2 separate regions of the Homo sapiens genome follow, and region 2 is linked to region 1. Evidence: chromatin contacts called from ENCODE Hi-C data. All regions are on one chromosome and are shown on one strand. The core of a region is the stretch at or near the end of the contact, and the rest is flanking DNA. Distances in the headings are between cores, read along the strand shown. Region 1 holds the start of DDX46 (DEAD-box helicase 46). Region 2 holds the start of SLC35A4 (solute carrier family 35 member A4).

The links. Hi-C counts contacts between places; a loop is a spot of excess contacts on that map. Pooled maps may share reads with other maps.
Region 2: a pooled map shows a loop between it and region 1 (6-fold over the local background). The contact joins the promoter of SLC35A4 here to the promoter of DDX46 in region 1. A Hi-C loop is called at or near these places in 2 of 50 pooled maps.

The regions. Positions count from the first base shown.
Region 1 is chr5:134,757,461-134,761,398 of GRCh38, forward strand. DDX46 (DEAD-box helicase 46) reads left to right here and starts at 1,319. Exons shown (of 23, transcript NM_001300860.2): 1 at 1,319-1,495. The coding sequence starts at 1,479. RefSeq lists an enhancer at 1,094-1,583.
Region 2 is chr5:140,562,337-140,566,507 of GRCh38, forward strand. It overlaps SLC35A4 (solute carrier family 35 member A4), which reads left to right and starts at 2,492. Exons shown (of 3, transcript NM_080670.4): 1 at 2,492-2,522; 2 at 3,537-3,635. It overlaps APBB3 (amyloid beta precursor protein binding family B member 3), which reads right to left and starts at 2,262. Exons shown (of 13, transcript NM_133173.3): 1 at 1,861-2,262; 2 at 1,416-1,579; 3 at 1,258-1,334; 4 at 327-387; 5 at 17-163. The coding sequence starts at 1,909. LOC131768270 (SLC35A4 upstream open reading frame protein) reads left to right here and starts at 2,492. Exons shown (of 3, transcript NM_001394034.2): 1 at 2,492-2,522; 2 at 3,537-3,635. The coding sequence starts at 2,508. MIR6831 (microRNA 6831) reads right to left here and starts at 1,415; the gene lies at 1,335-1,415. RefSeq lists enhancers at 1,420-1,479, 2,088-2,694, 2,450-2,569 and a silencer at 1,950-2,129.

The sequences.
Region 1 (3,938 bases), core at 69-2,568:
TGGGCAACAAAAGCGAAACTCCGTCTCAAAAAAAAAAAACAAAAAAAATTCAACATTTCTGTGTGTGTTGCATGAGACAATACATATACATTTTTTTGGTGCCCAAACTCTCGAATAATGTTCTCAATCTTGACTGTACTTCAGAATTACCTGGGAAGCTTAAAAATTCCCAGTGCACAAGAAGCACTCCAGGCCAATTAAATCAGAACATAGGGGTGGAACCCAGGCTTCTATTTTATTTACTAATATTTTAGAGATGAGATTTCTCTGTGCTACCCAGGCTGGAGTCATCATAGCTCACTGCAGCCTCAAACTCCTGGGCTCAAGTAATCTTCTTGCCTCAGCCTCCCTGGCTCAAATGATCCTCTCACCTCAGCCTCCCAAGTAGCTAGAACCACAGGCGTGCCAGCACACCTGGCTAATTATTTTGCTTATTTTTTGTAGAGGGTCTCGCTATGTTGCCCAGGTAGGTCTTGAATTCCTGGGCTCAAGCCATCCTCCTGCCTCGGCCTCCCAAAGTGCTGGGATTATAGGCATGAGCCACCATGGCTGGCCCTTTTTTTGTTTTTTTGTTTTATTTTTAAGCTTCCCAGTGCAAGCAATGTTGAGAACTAATCTTTTGCCAAAGTATTTTTAGCTCTTTGTTCTCTACTAGGTTAACACCTACCGGGTCTTCAAATCTCACCTCAGAGTTCACTTCCAAGGGAAACGTGTTTTCTGAATCCGTCTCCAATGGTGGACTCTCCTTGCTGTATTACTTCTGCTTGTGTTTTTAGTCAAGTCTATTATTATTACTATTTTCTTTGCAGAGACGAGGGCTACGTTGCCCAGGTCTTGAATTCCTGGGCTCAATAGATCCTCCCGCCTCAGCCTCCCAAAGTGCTGGGATTTCAGGCGTGAGCCACTGTGCTGGCTTTAGTCATCTGTTTCCCGGATAGACTGTGAGCTCCCCAGGATCTAGCACAAGCCTGGCATATGACAACATAAATAAATGAGTGAATGTATACATGAATAAAGAGCGTGTACGGAGAAAGTTGCCGCATTATTTAGCGCAAATTAAGGCAGACATCAGCCTGCCCAGGACGCCTCTTTGGCTCTGGCGCGAAACACCCTCACGGGCCGGCGAGGCTGACGCGCTGCGCTCCATCGCACTAATCAGCCGGGCGTGGTGCGGGCGCCGGGAAGACTGGGCGGGGCGAAGGCATCACCTTTCGATGGGGCCGGCGCTGTGCGTCCTCCAGTCGAGGTGGGGCGCTGTGGAAGAGCGGCAGCTTCCGGTCGGCTTTTCTCTTCCTTCGGCTGCCGGCGCCAGCACGTCCTGTTTTCGTTGGCCGCGCTGGGATGGCCGCCACAGCTGTAGGTGCTGCTAGTGTTTAGCGCTGGTCTTTGCCGGGCGTTGAGGGCAGCTCAGCCTCCTTGTTTGTCCGGTTCGCCTGTGCGTGGTACTCAAGGGCACCAGTATTCCCGCGGTCGGCAGCATGGGTCGGGAGTCACGGTGAGGCAGAGCGCCGAGCGGGCTAGCGGGCGAGCGGCTTCTTGGGGTCGTGAGAAGAGGCGGGAGTTGAGGTGGCCGCCGGGCCAGGCCTGGCGCGGCCCCACGTGCGGTCAGCGCTGCCCCGCGAGCATTGGAAGGGCTGGGGGACCTCGGCTGAGGGAATGGTTGTGTTTGGGCCAGCGACGGCTTCCCCTGCACTACCATCAGAGGGTTCGAGCCCCTGGAGCGGGAACAACCCTCCAGGACGTTAGTGATTGGGCACCACATCCCGCCACTTCAAGGGAGCCTGCCCTGATTACTTCAGTCAGAAGTGATCCCAGTTGGATTGCTTATTGCTTCGCGTTTCCAACATTTCCTCGACTCCTGTCATTCTGTATTTTAGTTCTTTGTGCGCGTATGATCTTTTCCCAAGTTACTTGAAAGGAGCGTGTGGGCAGACATTTTTACCGCATCGACAGCACTATACACGACTAGGCTTTTACTGGGCTACAATAAATACTTGTTGCGTGGGCATTTACTTCGCAAATAGATTTCGTATTTAAGCAGGTAACTTTGTTACCTGCTTTTCTGTCCTTTTGAAGTTGTGGACTATGAGCTCTTATTAGAACTCATTAGATCTCATCACAACTTTAGATTGTTGATAGATTGTTAGGAACCTTGAGATTTTTATGTTAAAAATGACTATTTGCTATGTATTTAGCAATGACTGAAAGATATTTTATGTCTAGGAACAATGAAGGCTTTTGTTGTTAGTGCTAACAGTTCTTTGTTGAGGTACAATTAACAATCAGGGAAATGGACAAAACGTAAGGGTAAAGCTTGATGAAATTTAGCAAATATATAAACCGTGTAATCATCACCTGGATGAAGATAAAAAATATTTCTTTAACTACAGAAAATTCCTGTGACGGTGTTTTAAATCTCCGGAAGGCTGTCCAGACCAGAAATCTGAAAGTGATATTTATTTGACTCATTCTTCTCTCTCACTACCCACAGCCTGTTAGATTCTACATCCTTTGCCCATTCTGGTTGTCCCTGACTTAATTGAGGCCCTAATTATTTATTGTCCAGACTACTACATCTGTTTTAAATTGATTCTCTGAATTGATTGTCTTCCTCTGTTGCTCTCCTAATTGTTAGATCCCTTACACTACAGCCAGAGTGACACTTCTGAAGTAGAGATAAGATGATGGCATGCCCCTGACTTAGTCTCCATTGGTTTCTACTGCTTCCAAGATGAAATTTAAACTCTATGACAGCCTTCAAGGCCCTTCACAAGAAGGTCCATTCTAGCCCGTCAGCCTTCTCCTTTACCTCTCTGGTGTGCATGGCCTGTGCTCTAGGTTTGTTCAGGGAATCATGAAAGGCTTAGAGGTGGGAAGGCGCAAGGTGTTAGAGAAATAGCTAAAAAGCCCAATTTTTCTGCATATGTAGGTTTCATGAAGGGATTTTATCTTTTTTGAGAAGTAGTAGGAGGTAGGTCCTGAATAGGACTTGGGCCCAGAAAGCGGGTGGATTGTAGATTTTGAAGATCAGAATTTGTTTGTGAACCTTTGAAGATTTTGAGTAAAAAGTGTGTAATAGAATCAGAATTCTCCTTAGCAGCAATGAGTAAGATTTAATGGAAAAGTAATAGAAACAGGAAGACTACAGTCTTTAAGAATCTCCTAGGTAGATATGTCTGATATAGAATAGTGACGGTTGGAACTCTGTGGAGGTGATATAATGTGAAGGGAATTACAGAGGTGAAATTGGTATTACTTGGTTGTTTTTTTGTTTTTGTTTTTGTTTTTGAGACAGAGTCTCGCTCTTTCGCCAGGCTGGAGTGCAGTGGTGGGATCTCGGCTCACTGCAAGCTCCGCCTCCAGGGTTCACGCCATTCTCCTGCCTCAGCCTCCCGAGTAGCTGGAACTACAGGCGCCTGCCACCGCGTCAGGCTAATTTTTGTATTTTTTAGTAGAGACGGGGTTTCACCGTGTTAGCCAGGGTGGTCTCGATCTCCTGACCTTGTGATCCACCCGCCTCGGCCTCCCAAAGTTCTGGGATTACAGGCGTGAGCCACCGCACCCGGCCTGTTTTTTTGTTTTTGAGACAGGGACTTGCTCTGTCTCCCAGGCTGGAGTGCATTGAAACAATCTTGGCTCACTGCAACCTATGCTTCCCAGGTTCAAGAGATCCTCCCACCTCAGCCTCCCGAATAGCTGGGACTGCAAGCGTGTGCCACCACGCTTTGCTAATTTTTGTATTTTTTGTAGAGACAGGGTTTCACCATGTTGCCCAGGCTGGTCTCAACTCCTGAGGTCAAGCTCTCTGCCCACCTTGGCCTGCCAAAATGCTGGGATTACAGGCATGAGCCGCTGTGCCCAGCCAATTGGTGTTTTATTTATTGTATCGAATGAGAGCAAGAGAAAAATATTGATGATGACTAATGTTTTGAGCCTAG
Region 2 (4,171 bases), core at 1,242-3,741, 5.8 Mb after region 1:
GGCCCAGCCAACTCACCTCACCCCAGGCACCATCTGGAGGCTGGCTCCGGCTGCGGGTCTGGGCCAGCTGCTGGATACAGTTATTGACTGCAATACTGCTCTTCCCCGGTGCCAGGTCCTCTTCAGGTACCTCTACCCAGCCCAGAGAGCGGACTGCAAAGCACTGACAGGTTGGGGGAAGGGACAGGAATTAATAAGGATGGAGTAGGGTGGCAGGTGCCACAATACATACTCCCTGTCTTCACCCTTGATCACCTCTGTTCAGTCCAATCCCACCCTTGTCTTTCCCTTGGGACCTCCCAATGCCCTCAGGCCCAAGTCACTACCTTAGCCCCTGGCTCCATGCTCTGGATGTAGGATTCCCCACCATACCAGGACAGAGAGTTACTGAAACAGAGCAGAGCTGTTAAGAGGACCACATTTCCTACAGTAGGGACACTGGTGAGGCCTAGACAACTTGATAAGCACAGGATGAGGGGCAAGACCCAGAATATAGCACCAGAAATATAAAACCAGAGCAGGGTAGAGCCCAGGACATATTAACGTAACATAAAGTGTGACTCAGAATTTGAGGGAAAATTCAGGACATAGGACCCAGACACAGGACATAGAATAAAAGTCACAAGGCTAGGTGCAGTGGTGGCTCACGCCTGTAATCCCAACACTTTGGGAGGCTGAGACGGGTGGATCATGAGGTCAGGATATCGAGACCATCCTGGCCAACATGGTGAAACCCCATATCTACTAAAAATACAAACATTAGCTGGGCATGGTGGCATGTGCCTGTAGTTTCAGCTACTCAGGAGGCTGAGGCAGGAGAATGACTTGAACCTGGGAGGCGGAGGTTGCAGTGAGCCAAGATCGTGCCACTGCACTCCAGCCTGGATGACAGAGTGAGACTCCATCTCAAAAAATAAAAAATAAAAGTCACAAAATAGAACAGGGTCCAATATGTGGACCAGAACCCCAAAGTGGGACAAGAGACCCTAGAACAGAGGACTTAATGGCCAAGGTCTAGAACATGATAGGTTAGGACCAAGAATATGAAAAACATGTAGCTACAAACAAGAGCTTAGAACAAGGGATAAAACTCAAAATACTGACAGTTAAGAACCTGGGACAGAGCCAAGAACGTAACAGAACCCAAAACATGTGACAGAATCCAGAACCTGGGCTGGAAAGCAGACCATGGGTCCAGCTGCATTTTTGAACACCATGGAACCCCAAGCCTTTCATTTTGCCTGGGCCACCCGTTACCTCCGGTCCAGTGAACTCTCCAGGCTGGAGAAGGATCTCCCTTTGGGGGGCCGCAGTCCCCAGATCCCCTCCGTTCCCTGTAGAGTGGGAGTTAGTCAGTTTAACAGCAGACCTAGGTCCACACATGGGCTCAGACCTCCTCCTCACACTCTACCTACCGTGCCTGGGTCCTCTGCATCTCCTAGTTCCCAGGTTGGGCGCTGCCACTGGGTGCTACCGCTGGGTACATGCCAGTAGTAAGTACCTGCAGCATCGTGGATCTTCCTCCAGCCAGGAGGCAGGCCAGCCTCCACCTCCAGACTGTGGTCCCCCCACAAGTCATCTACAGGAACACCGGATTAGAGAGGAGGGAGCATATGATTTGTGAGTTCAGAATAACATGCTGTCATAATCCCCTCTCCATCCCCAAAATGGGTCAGTTCTTAGGCTGAAGATCCAGGCTCCTCAATCTTGAAGACATCACATGTAAAGACCGGGTTCATTCGCCCCCTGGTCCCTACACAGAGAGGTATCCCCCACCGTCTTTGAGCCCCAGAGTAGCCTTTCGGATTCCCTCGTCCTCCCTCAGCTCCTGGTCTTCCCACCGGGCCCCTCCGTGCACACCATCGCAGTTGACCAGAATGATGGCCAGCATGTAATCCTTGCCCAGCATAACCCCGGCTGCTCCCCGCCAGCCTCTGCCGGCCCGCACTCTCAGCCCAGCGCGACCTCTGGAGCTACTGCGCCTGCAAGCCCAGCCTCTCTGCGCCGCAGGCTGCGGGGCCAGCTGGCGCCGCACAAATACGGGGCGGGACACGGGGCGGGACACGGGCCGGTCCCGGGGGAGGGCCTGAGCCGCACAGCCCGCCCAGGGGTGGTGCGTGTAAACGGGCGTCTGGATCCCCGAATGGTTGCGTGTTTCCGTGTGTGGGTCCGGGGGAGGCCCACGAACGCCAGCGAAACCGCTGACACCACCGCCCAACTATGAACTCATCAGGCGCCTGAAGACCGACACGCCGAACATGCGCCGCGCGCACTCGCGCACGAGTGAGATCATCGCGCCCCGGTCGTGAGTGCGCTCACACGCAGCCTGAGACTCGACGGGAGGGGGTCACGTGGAAGTATCTGAGAGAGGCGTACTTGGCCACTAGGAAAGCACCTCCCCCTTTCCAAAAATGCTCCGGAAGTGCCTTCGCCCTCCGTAAAGATGGCCGGGGCAGTCGGCACGAGGGAGGCGGGGATGCGCCTGCGCAACAAGTTCGGCGGGGAAGATGGCGGATGACAAGGTGAGTGGCCGTGGGGGTGATCTGCAGCCGGGCGTGGTCTTCACTCTCCTTGACCTTTTTAGTTCCGGGGAGAAGCGACTCTGGAGCGGCTCAGGAGTGAGGATGTCCCTTGTTTCTTCTGCGGCTCCTGTCAACTGCCTCAACAGTGTGGAGTGGTGTGGGGAGAGCATTCGGCGAGGCGGGAGGAGCCGTGGATCCCCCAGATGTCCCCTCCTGGGAACCATCACGAACCCGTTACTAGCACAGACTCAAAAACATTCACCCTTAAACACTCCTCACTTTACCCCATTCCCTAGCTCCCGAAATTTTCTTCCCAGTGACACGATGTTTCCAATCACACGGACACTCACACCACCCTCATTCAAACACTCCTTTGCATACATTCTGAATTTCATACTTATATGCGATCAAAATCACTCAGTCCATTTACTTACACACTTGCCGACAGTCTTTTTTGTCATTCTCAGTCACATCCAGTCACTCACATTCAGTTTGGGATGTCCTTGGGAAGAAAGAGGTAAAGCCCATCCAGGAACCAAGACAATAAAATTGTCCAGGAAACTGCCTCGGTCCATTACTCACCATTGGTCTAGAAGCTCAGCATTACCCACACATTTACTAAATGTCAGGCACTAGAACATAGTAGCCAAGACAGACTGGTCACGACTTTCAAGGAGCTCATAATGGAGTCAGTAGTGGTTTCCTGATGGACCTAATTAAAGGTCCCTAGCTGTCCCTCCTGCCTTTCCTACATACTGCTTGCTATATAAAATTCTTGTCAAGGTTGATGTAAGTTACTGGTTCAGATCCCATCTGTCAGTCCCTTCCTGGCCCTCATTTGAATTCTGTGCTTTTCAATGCTTGTCTTTCTTTGCCACTGCCATCTCAGGAAGCTTTTATAGGAAAAGGTCTTTCTGGCTCACCCCATCCCCTCCCAATTCCCAGCTTCTGATGGAATTGAGCAAGGGGTGGGGCTTAGTCAGACTGCTGGAGCCAGCCTCTCGCTTGTCCTAGGATTCTCTGCCTAAGCTTAAGGACCTGGCATTTCTCAAGAACCAGCTGGAAAGCCTGCAGCGGCGTGTAGAAGACGAAGTCAACAGTGGAGTGGGCCAGGTAAGGACTGTCCCACCCCACCCCTGCCTTAGGCTTTATTGCCCAACATGCTCTTGAGAGTGTTAAATGGATGGTAGAGATTTCTTCAGCAAGTGATTATTGAGGGCCTATTCTCAGTCACCCTAAGGACAATTTTTCTGAATGGCACATGAACTAATATCTTAAGTAGTGGTTAAGTAGGTGAAGAGGGGAGGAAAGAACATTCCAGGCAGAACAGCATATGTAAAGGCCTTGTGGTAGGAAGTAGCATTATAAACATGAGGGGTGAAAGGAGGTCCATTTGGCTACAGTAGTTGGGGAGCATGCTAGGAAATGAGGCTGGAGAAACCGGCAGGGCTAGGGGCATCTCTGACCTTGTGTGGCGGTGGAGTTCTATGGTTGGAGCTTTCTGACCCCAGGGTTCTGAGATTGTGTGATCAGAACTGCTTGGTTCTTTTTCTGGCCCCAGAACCTTGGGAAAAATCTGGAGAAAATACCACGGTTGTCCAGGGTGAGGAGGAGCTGGTGGTGGAATGCTCTAATCCCAGCTTGAGTAG